2 separate regions of the Homo sapiens genome follow, and region 1 is linked to region 2. A link is a contact called in ENCODE Hi-C or POLR2A ChIA-PET data. All regions are on one chromosome and are shown on one strand. The core of a region is the stretch at or near the end of the contact, and the rest is flanking DNA. Distances in the headings are between cores, read along the strand shown.

Evidence for each region. A loop is a pair of places that touch in the nucleus more often than their neighbours do. ChIA-PET counts read pairs that join two places held with the same protein, here RNA polymerase II (POLR2A). Pooled maps may share reads with other maps.
Region 1: a loop to region 2 is called in a pooled map, with 1.8 times the contacts of the local background. The contact joins two enhancer-like sites. A Hi-C loop is called at or near these places in 13 of 168 maps with a recorded cell type or tissue (Caco-2, Calu3, GM12878 and 8 more), 10 of 37 single-sample maps with no recorded cell type and 8 of 50 pooled maps. POLR2A ChIA-PET finds 5 or more read pairs at or near these places in 2 of 52 experiments (K562 and activated CD4-positive, alpha-beta T cell).

Annotation. Positions count from the first base shown.
Region 1 is chr11:94,180,449-94,185,907 of GRCh38, forward strand. It overlaps PANX1 (pannexin 1), which reads left to right. Exons shown (of 5, transcript NM_015368.4): 5 at 342-1,520. The coding sequence ends at 421. Among named protein-coding and RNA genes, the nearest start is that of PANX1, 54 kb to the left of the region's middle. Within about 2 kb of position 3,468, at least 6 of the 41 ENCODE cell types and tissues checked have a DNase peak (open chromatin) inside an H3K27ac peak, as active enhancers do.
Region 2 is chr11:93,937,030-93,942,429 of GRCh38, forward strand. It overlaps the pseudogene LOC101060084. Among named protein-coding and RNA genes, the nearest start is that of HEPHL1, 82 kb to the right of the region's middle. Within about 2 kb of position 2,447, at least 3 of the 41 ENCODE cell types and tissues checked have a DNase peak (open chromatin) inside an H3K27ac peak, as active enhancers do.

The DNA of each region.
Region 1 (5,459 bases), core at 2,218-4,717, 240 kb after region 2:
GCTGCTCTACATTTCCAAAGAAGAATAACTTCTGTGCTTTTTCTGGTTTTTCCCTCTTCTCTGTCTGTCTCACACTCTCTCTTGCTCAGCAATCTTCCTTGTCTTTCTTGCTTATTTTTGTCTTATCTTACTGGCTTTCCTTTCTACCTCTGATCTCCTTCTCTGTTACTCTCTGACTTTCTCTTTCAAAGGGGACTAAAAGTTTATTGATTCTTTTAGTTAGGCCAAGAAGCAAAACATGGTATAGACTGTGAGAGGAATTTTTGGCAGAAGAAAAATTGATTAGTATTGGTAATTCCTGCTATGTTTCTGTCATAAATATTTGTTTTCAATTTTGACAGGTATGAACATAGACAGTGAAACTAAAGCAAATAATGGAGAGAAGAATGCCCGACAGAGACTTCTGGATTCTTCTTGCTGATGATTTTTTTCCTTGAGCTGTAAATCTGTGACTTCTGCGACATGGGATTTAATTTGGCTAAAGCACCCCTGTTGGTTTCACAGCTGGTTTGCAATAAATGGTTCTTGGTGGAGATACTGAGCATGTCTTATTGAGTCCCTAATGGAAATGGTGATCAACAAAAGGTTATGGAAGAATGGTTTATGAACTTCCCATAGGAAGCACCTGAGAGATAGTAAACTGCAGCAAGTAACTATGTGTAAGTCCTCATCAAATGAAAAGCAGAAAGACAAGAACAATTAGTCAAGAGCAGTAGCCCTGTCAGAGCCTCGGAGCAATACCTTTCTGTACCCGTGGTGAGACAAGACCCAGAGCTACTGGAAAACAAGCACTTTGGAAGATTTGTTTTGTTTTCATGGAATAATAATATGTCAGGGTATAATTTAACGTGAGTTTCTTATGTGCCCTTAAAGACTGTTAGACAAGAAAAGCATTCACTGGCTAATAATCCATAGGTCGACCTATGTCCTAAGTTAGGTGTAAGGTCCGATGCCTTGGCCCACACTCGAGCTCTCTTTACATTGTTAGTTGTCAACCTTGGCTGATGGAAATCCCGTAACCACTATTTGTTGCACTGTGCCTTGAAGGGCAGCAGGCCCAAGTGCTGCTCTGACTGAAAACTGAGTTAACAAGATGAAATCTAAAGGATATTCACAGTGACTTCAATTCAGGAAGAATGCTTCCAAAAGAGCCCAGTGGGGAAATCTGACATCACAGAAGACATTAATTCAGTCACTTTCAAAGAGTTTGTCTACAGGCGGTTTCTCTGTTATCAAAGGCATTTGAAATAGGATTTTACTTAAACAATAATGGAACACAGGAGTATTTAAAGTGAAGAACACTTTGCCTGAATGTGATCAGGGCACATAAGTGACATTGGCATGCTTCATATGGCGTGCTTGGAGCCAGAAAAACTTAGCGGTTTATTTTGTTTATATTTAAGCACAGCTTTAAAAAATTCATTATCGTTTATTCAGTGTCCGAATTGAGGCCATTTGGGAAGAAAATTCTAGCACTGGTGGAGAATTATAGAATAAAGATTATAAATGGTTGGATAAGACAAATGTAAGCTTATTTCATAAACATTTAAAGCTGATTCAGAACATGTTAAAAACTGTTCCCAATTCCAACTATGTAAATAGATCCTATGTTCACATTTTACACACACACACAAAAATCTTTAACATCTGTGGAACTTCCCAGTTTTAGTCTTAGAAAGTTAGCATGTTGCATAAGTTCAGTAATCCTCAGGAACCTCCAAGTTTACTTTTAGCTCTTACGGACAGTTGTTTACATAATCTAATTACTGTTTTCTGAAGAACGGAAATTATATAAGCTGCTGTCTGCCTTTTGGAATATTCAGAAAAGCAGATTTTATTTGTACTTCTGTGATGTTTTCTGAAATGGAAAGCTGATGATAAATATCAAAGTAGCAATCAGTGCGTTAAATTATTCTGTTACATGATATTTATTACTGTTGAATTATTCTGTGACTTAGAAATGGCAGTAACCTAAATAATGGAATTTGCAAAATTATTATATTGCCGTATCTGAGATGTTCCATCACAAGTTTCTACACTGGTTTCTTTTGAAAATTTAAAAAGATTTACGAGATACATTTTCTAGGATATGATTTTTTTTTTACAAAAAGCTTCATCTTCTGTAGACTATCCTTAATTTCTATTTTGAAACGGTAAAAATTGATATTTTAGGACACCAGGAAGTCTCCAAGCCATTCCCACTCTCTGAACTCCAGTAGGGTCTGTGATGTCCCAGGCACCAGTACCAAGTTGGATGTGCAGATATGCATAGGCAGGTCCCATCCTTGAGGACTTCAGAGTCCAGTAAAAGGCAGCAGAAACATGGGCTGGTGCCTAAGAGGAGAAAGCGTAGCCACAGTAAAGGCTATGCCAGAAAACTCCTAGCAAATGCTCTGTGTTCTTGGGAGAGGGCACATTGTTTTTGTTTTCTCTCCTATAGTTCCTGTAACTGCTGGTTTTGAGAATATAGTAATCATTTTTCCCAGAGGCAGATGACCACCTTAAGGTTCTTTAGCTGCAAATCCTCTAGGTTGAAGTTTGTGTGAAATAGTCACAGTGATTTTGAATAGTAAGGAATCCAGTTGCCTTTTGAACCTTCCCTCACAGGGATGAGAGAACAAGCCTGTGGAGGTTGTGGAGCTACTGGTAAACAACTGTCAGGGCCCCAGAAGGCTGATGTGGAGGCCTGGGGATACATTTCATCTAATAAAAGTATTACTAGGTATCAGTATCAGTAATAAAAGTATTATAATAAAGTATCAGTAATAAAAGTATTATAATAAAAAGTATTATTAGGACAGGTAAACTCATCCATCTACTGTGAGCTGCTGGCTTGGAGAACGACTTTTGAGGAGCCAGTTTCCTGAGGAGAAATGCTTTTATAAAGCACTCATTGCTTTGTAAAAGGAGACAAAACTGATCCTAAATGACCACTCCAGGGTTGCTGATTTTGTTTCTGGCTCATGTCTGCCTAGTAAACCACCAGCAAGCTGCTGAACCAGGCTGGAAACAACATTGTTGCAACTGGGAGGGACATAGAGTACTGTGAAAGCAGCGTTCCAACACATCTTCACTTTTACAAAGGGATAGGCAGAGACTTCCAACATAGAGGTTCTTAAACTTCGAGGGGTTACAATCCCCTTGCAAATATTTTTATAGCTATGGACCCTCTCCTCAGATCTACAGCCAACATTTTCAGTGCACCTTAGGAGGTCATTTTAGTCCACGCCTCTGAAAAAGCTGCACTCCAACGGCTGAAGAGCAAGCCATACGGCCGAGAATGGGGCTCCCTTTGCCTTCATGAAAGCTACTTCCCCCAACACTAAGACTCAGCTGTACGTTTGCTTAGCTCAGTCACATTTACATTCTTCTGGGTGAACTGTACCTTTTGAGTACCTGCCTTCATTTTCTAGAATCAGACCTAACAAGGTCAGTAGAAGCCTGGGCAGCAGCAGGCCTGGAAAGACGAGGCAGCCAGCATGAACTGCTGTTCTCTCCCTGACCACAAGGCGTCGTCTTCCTCCAGGGTCAAGTAATTGTTCTTGTTCCGCCTCACAGGAATGTGGGGAGGAAGGACGTAACACTATAAAATGCTGCGTCCTACCTTAAACTTGTACTGTGAGAAAGCTGGAAACTTCCACCTGTACAGTGGGTCTGGTTTGCATGTTTAGTTTCATTTGTGGGAACTGCTTGTCCAAGAGTGAGCTCAGGTCAGGGCAGTTTGTGCCTATGAGAATTAGCTCAGCTATCAGGCAGGTTTTTAGACACCTTTTTAAAATGTGCTCGTGTTTGGTTTGTTTTGCTTACTGTCAGTCCTGGGTCAATCAAAGGTTTGTAAGGGTGAGAATTTTTATGCACTGCTATATCGCAAGTGCTTAAAACAGAGACTGGCCCAGATGAGGCATTCTTCAAATGTTTGTTGAAATGAATGGACAAACTCTTAGGATAAATCCTAATTTGTTGGCAACTGTTATTTGATTTTAGAAGGCAAACTGATTTTATTTTAGAGAGGGGAAGGGGAGGGGAGGCTCATTAGCCTCTTGGTAGAAAGAGGACTATTTCTGCAAATGAATAGGTTTCCACCTTAAGTAGTGACAGTCCTTAACTTCTTATTATGGAGTGAGTCTTGACCGCTTTCCAAGTTCAATAGAAGTTCAAGATTGCCTCTCAGTGATTAGGGAAATTGAAGCTTTTAAAGCTCCTGGTCTCAGTAATTCCTCAGAATAAACCTCTTTAAAAGGGATATTGATGGAAATGTACAATTACCAGTAATTGAGGTTTTATCTGAGGGGATGGAGATGATGAAATGGTTCCTTCTTGGAAGTTGTTGGCATTTTGGCTTTATTTTTCACAAATAAAGTGAAACCATTTAAAACGATTGACAACGATTATATAGTGCCATGTGGAATACAATAGATATTAATTTGTGGTTGGTTTTTCTGCCTGCTTTAAATGAAATGTATTATGTTTCTGGGTTCCTTTTTTAGCTGTAAAAATACTTCGTCACTAAAGCATGAAATTTAATCAGCAGTTGTTCTTCAAGTTCCTGAAAGCTATAAAAGTTTCTCATGACTTGAGTGGTTTTTTCCCTGCCCACCAGAGGAGAAAGCCCTTGTAGAATTCTGCAGTGTTACAAGTGTTCCCTACAAAAACTGAAACCATCAGCTCCTCTTTAACAAGTTGGCTTTTTAAAAGCACGTAATTACAATTTAATGGTATTCTGTAAAGTGGTGCTTTAGGCATAATTTAAATTCTTTTTAATGACTATATTTCTTCAAAACTTTGAAAGAAAAATGTGTTCTTTTTGCTGCATCCTTTGTAAGAAGACTGCCAACAGAGGAAAAAGGACTTTACAAATTAAGACCATCTTGGTTTCATTTCCACAAAGATGAGAACAAATCATGGTGTTAGGAAAGGATCCTTAGAAGAACACAAGAATTTGAAAGCCCTTGGTGGTTATCACTACTATATTTCATATTTCCACAGAAGTGACTTAGCCAAGCTCTGCATTTTGAGCCTGCTGACTTTCATTTAAAAGGAATGAAAGGCTGAAAATCCAGGCTGCTGTGTCTGTAGATAAAGGTCAAACCATGTTTGAGTTCTTCACTGTTGTGTCCACCTAAATAAAACTGAGTAAGTAATGAAAAATGTCTTAATATTTCTTGCCTTCCCTTTAGGGAGAGTCATTTCATGGAAGATGTAATGGGAGATGCATTCCAAAATGTCTTGAGGCTCATTGCTGTCTGCTGGAAACATAAAATTCCATAGGCTTCATGCTGCTTGCTAAAATCCAGCTGGCAGTGACTAAAGAAAGAGAGTCCTTGATTAAGGGCCCACAGATTCTGGAATTTCTAAAGCACAAATCACTTGCTTTCTGATTGAGGATTGTTTGCCTGGGCTTGGGAAAAAAAGATCAGCAACCATGTGCTACTAAACATGGGTTCTCCTGCTCACCTCTC
Region 2 (5,400 bases), core at 1,197-3,696:
AATTGTAAGCTTTAAACTTAGACACACTCATTGCCTATTAGGGGTGACTATTTTATTACACATTGTTTGTCAAAAGAGATGCATTTCTATTCCTTTTGCAGTCGAATGAGGCAGGAGCAAGGCAAGCAGGTAACCTTGCTCTTTGAGGATTCCTGCAACTGTCTGAGAAAGCTTTGGCAGTTCTGGTGTGCACGCGACTGACATGCAGGTCTCTTGAGCGTGATGACATTTTTGGGACCTACCTTCTAGAACCTACTGGATTTGCTGTGTCTTGCAGCATAAGTTCACTGCCTCTCTAACTAAATAAAAGTTAAATAAATAGTTAAAATTTAAAACTTGACAGGGTGCAGTGGCTCATGCCTGTAATCCCAGCACTTTGGGAGGCTGAGGCGGGAGGATTGCTTGAGCTCAGGAGTTTGAGACCAGCCTGAGCAACACAGAGAGACCCCATCTCTACAAAAAGTAAAAAGAAAAAAAAATTAGCTGGGCATGGTGGTGTGCACCTGTGGTCCCAGCTACTTGGGAAGCTGATGTGGGAGAATTGCTTGAGATCGAGAGGTGGAGGTTGCAGTGAGCCAATATCGTGTCACTGCACTCCAGCCTGGGTGACAGAGTGAGATCCTGTCTCAAAAAATAAAAGAATAAAAAATTAAAATTAAAATTAAAAAAATTAAAACTTACAAAAAGTTTCATTGATGGCGTTTTCATCATGTTTAAACTTCCGGATCTCAAAGAAGTTAGGTGTCTGATCAAAGCCACCTTATTTGAGAGGTCTTCCTGACCACTGAACACAAGCACCAATATTCCTTGGGCCTTCTCACACCAGTACTCTTTAACTCAGTTGTCCTTATTGATTTTTCTTCAGGACACATATCAGCACCTAATAAATATGTTGTTTGTCATCCATTTCTCCTTATAAAATAAAAACTACATGGGGGCAGGGACTTGATTTTGTTCACTGCTCTATGCTCAGTATCTAGAATGGTTCTTGGCACATAGTAGATGCTCAACAAATATTTATGGAATGATTGAATAAGTAAACTCCTAGTCTATTTCCAACAATAGTCTAATGTGTATTTAGAGTTCATGCTGATCCTCAAGTTGCATACTCAAAATCTTTGCATTTTACTCATCTCTTTCTCATATCTAGCTGACTGCTGTACATTGCAAAGTTATAGCACTTCTCACATGTGGCAGAATTTTCTTTGATTTTGAGAATCATTTGTATTGTCAAATGCCTCAGACATTAGGATGTATAGTATTTGTTCTTTCCTTATCACTTTCAACCTCCTTTTTAATGGCTACTTTTGTTTCCATTGTAAGGATGCTCTTCTTAATTGTTGTAGTAGCATTTTGGGAGGTCAAGGCAGAGGATCACAGGAGCCCAGGAGTTCGAGACCAGCCTGGGCAACATAGTCAGACCTCATCTCTGCTAAAAATTTAAAAAATTAGCTGGTCATCATGGTGCATTTCTGTAGTCCCAGTTAGTAGGTGGCTGAGGCAGGAGGAGCGCTTGAGTCTGGGAGGTCAAGGCTACAGTGAGCCATGGTTGTGCCACTGGACTCCAGCCTGGGTGACAGAGCAAGACCCTGTCTCCAGGAAAAAAAAATTAGTTATGGTAAATCCTTACAACCATCCTAGCGTAGGGAATGTGCCCTTACAATATGGTGGAGGGCAAAAGGATGCTCATACCATGTTTGGGTCAAGGGCACTTTGGCACCAGGGTTCAGCTTAGCTTTGTGTGAGTGTTCATCCATTGAAATTCACAGGTAGAAGGGCTTCTCTACTCCCAGGTCTGCCTGTGTTACCCCACTGTCCCAGTCACTGGCCCCCTTAGGGTGGCTCTCAGAGGCCCTGCCAGCTCCTGCTTCCTCCCTTTGCCCCTGCTGTTCCTTCTGCCTGGACAACCTCTCTTTCCCACGTATCCAGTTCAAGTCCCTGTTGTCCAAAGCCCTTCCCTTACTGCTCCAACCACATCACGGTACCCTCGAATTCCTTTCTCTGTACTGGTCTTTCTCTCTTCATCTAAGTGACCAGCAGTGAAATTCCACAGAAGAAACCTTTGACTTGGAGTCAAAAGTTCAGATTTGAGCCTTGTATCTGCCTCATATCAGACAGCCATCTCTGAGCCTCAATTTCCTCCTCAGTAAATTCTGACAACTATTTGCACTTGGAAGACATGACAAGGCCGTTTCAGGGTCAGGTATGATCATGTAGGAAATAAGCTTTGGAGATGATTCAGCGTATGCAAAGATCCCAGACATAATCATTATAGGATTTTTTATGCTTCATCTAGAACAGCGTGGCCCTTACTAAGAACATATAAATCCCAGTGATGCTGGTGGCAAGTGACAGAGTACATTTTAACTACAGTTGCAAAATGAAATCCTGCTCAGAACTGGCTTTGTTCCCTTTTGGGATTTCCACATTTGGGAAAGGGTGATCAAAGAGAGGAAGAGAAAAAGAAGGAAGCTGACGTTTTACAGAGCTGTGCATTCAGTTTGTGTAAGCTACTTTGGATAATCACATTTCCTGATTGCCTTTGTGGGTTTGGAACATTCAGTCATTTGTTCTTACGTTTAGTCATCCACTGAACATTTATTGAGAGTTTATTATGCCCTGGGCACTGTGGATACAGAGATGAATAAGGAGATGAATAAGGCACATGCCTGCAACCCAGCCAGGTTGAGGGAGCTGGCATGTGACCAACAAGATGGATGCAGCAATTAAGATATGTCTAGGGAACAGAAGGGGCACCTAGCTCAAACCAGGGACCAGCAATTATTCTCAGGGCATTGTTTGCATGGAAGGTAAGACGGCATACACTGGGCATATGACTGCATGTAGTAGGGTAAGAAAACATCCAATACAAAGGAATCCATTAGATGACATGGCTGTATTCCTGAACTCATGTTCTCAGCCACTCTACAGCCAAATATTAGCCTGTCAGGGGTCTGATGGCGTGGTGCGTTTCCATGACGTAATTTCTTTAGACCACTCTCAGCATACTGCCTTGGAGGAAGGGGCCAAATCAGTGTCCCTCACATAAAGGGCCCTGTGTTTCTCCACTGTGTTTTGCTCACTCTAGCCATCTGTGGGTAGGGCCACTGCTCAGACAGTGATACTCAGACACAGGAAGACTTGGTTGAGTCTCTCTCTATTTTTGAATGATTTCAGGTTTCCTAGACTTCTGCTTGAGTAGACTGGGAAACTCAAAGCCTTAGTCAAGGAAACCAATTTTTTTTCTTTTTCTTTTTTAATTAGCTTTTTATTTTAGAATTACAAAAATGTTGCAAAGATAGCACAGGGAGTTTCCATATACCCCTCACCCAGTTTTCCCTTACTGTGAGCATCAGACATTACCACTTGTCACAACTAAGAAATCAGCGTTGGAATATTTCTATTACCTGAATTCCACATTTTATTCACATTTCACCAGTTTTCCCACTAATGTTCTTTCCTGTTCCAGGATCCCATCCAGGATATCACATTATGCTTAATTGTCATGTCTCCTTAGGTTCCTTTAGGCTATGACAGTTTCCCAGCTTGTCCTTGTTTTTGATGACCTTGACAGTTTTGAGGAGTGCTGGTCAGATGTTTTGTAGAATGTCCCTCCATTGGGTTTGTCTGATGTTTTTCTCATAGCTAGACTGGGGTCATGGGTTTTGGGAGGAAGACCACAGAGGTGAAGCTAACATAGTTGTATTCCATTCACATCATTTCAGTGGTACATGCTATCAACATGGCATTGCTACGGATGTTAATCTTTATCACCTGGCCTAGGTGGACCTTTCTAGTTTTTGTCACTGTAAAATGACTTTCCTCCCACTTTCTATACTCTCATTCTTTAGAAGTGAGTCATTAGGTGCACTCCATACTCAAAGGGATGGGGGAATTAAATTCTATTTCCTAGGAATCTACATAAATTATTTGGAATTCTTCTGTGAGGAAGATTAGCCTTCCCATTTATTATTTATGTAATTATGTACTTATATCAGTATGCAGTTATAAATATTTATTTTATATTTATTTACACATAACATTGCTTTATCTGTTTTGTTGCTCAAATGGTTTCTGCTTTGGCCATGGGGAGATACTTTAGGTTGACCTCTGTTTCCTTTTGGCATGCCCCCACCCTTTTGGTTTTTGAGCACTTCCTTACTTTCAGACACAAGATGCTTCAAGCTCATCTTGTATTCTTCATCCCCATCTACAAAGATCTGTTTTTCACTCCCATGACATTTCTGACACCAACTGTGTGTTTTTTTCTTCCCTACTCTAACCAGTTCTCTAACACTAGCAAAGGTGCCCCACAATTCAGTTCGGTTCTGACACTATCTACTTGGAGTTAGAGTCAGATTCTGAAGTTCAAGGCTCAGTCCACAAGGCTTCCTCCACTTCAAACACCAATTGCAAGTCCAGGCCTCCTGTACTTCTGACTAACCTGCTATAAATTGGGGGTTCCCACCACTCTGTCCTCTGAGCCACCTTCACGGCTTGTCTCATTAAGCTTCTGAGGGCCTCCTGAGGAATCCAGCTGAATAGTGTTCAGCTTTTTGGTTATTATTTGCCACTTAGCAGTTTTTAAGATCAGAGATATGATCTAGTGCCACCACAGGAGATTTGCTTTGGGAAAGAGTCTATGAGATGTAGCTGTGGCTGGTGAAAAAGCACTGGCCAAGTCTAGAACTATATAAAAAGGGTTATGTACCATAACCAAATGGAACTTATCCCTGGACAGACCTCCGGGAAAACAGTTTACTCACTATTGTCAGTTTATTATAAAGGCTACAACTCAGGAAGAGCAGCATAGATGCAGAAGGCAAGGCATGAAGATGGGGGTGCGAGGCTTCCATGCACTCCCCAAGCTGCACCTTGATGTGTTCACCAGCCCAGGAGCTCTCTGAACCCAGTTGAAAAAACTGTTTTTTTTCAACCCAGGTTTTTTCTGCAGTCTCTATTTTGTAGGCATGATCTATTACATCATTGGTCACTGGTGATTAATCAATCTCCAGCCCTGGAGGTCAGAGGGTGTGGCTGAAAATTTCAACCATCTAATCACTGGCTGATCTTCTGGTAACCAGTTCCCATCCTGAAGCTATGTATGGGCCCACCAAGAGATACCTCATCAGCATAAACTCAAGTATGGTTAAAAGGGGCTTCTGAGGAAAAGTAAATGATGCTCCTCTCACTCCTGTCACTCAGGAAATTCCAAGCGTTTTAGACTCTCTTGTGTCAGGAACCAGGAACAAATACCAAATATTATTTAAAAAGGCACTCTTCTCACCCCATCACTTAGGAAACTTTAAGGGTTTAGGAGCTCTGTGCTAGGAACCTGGGATGAAGGCCAAATATATATTTCTTATTATGTCACAATATTACACCATCGCTAGAATCAAG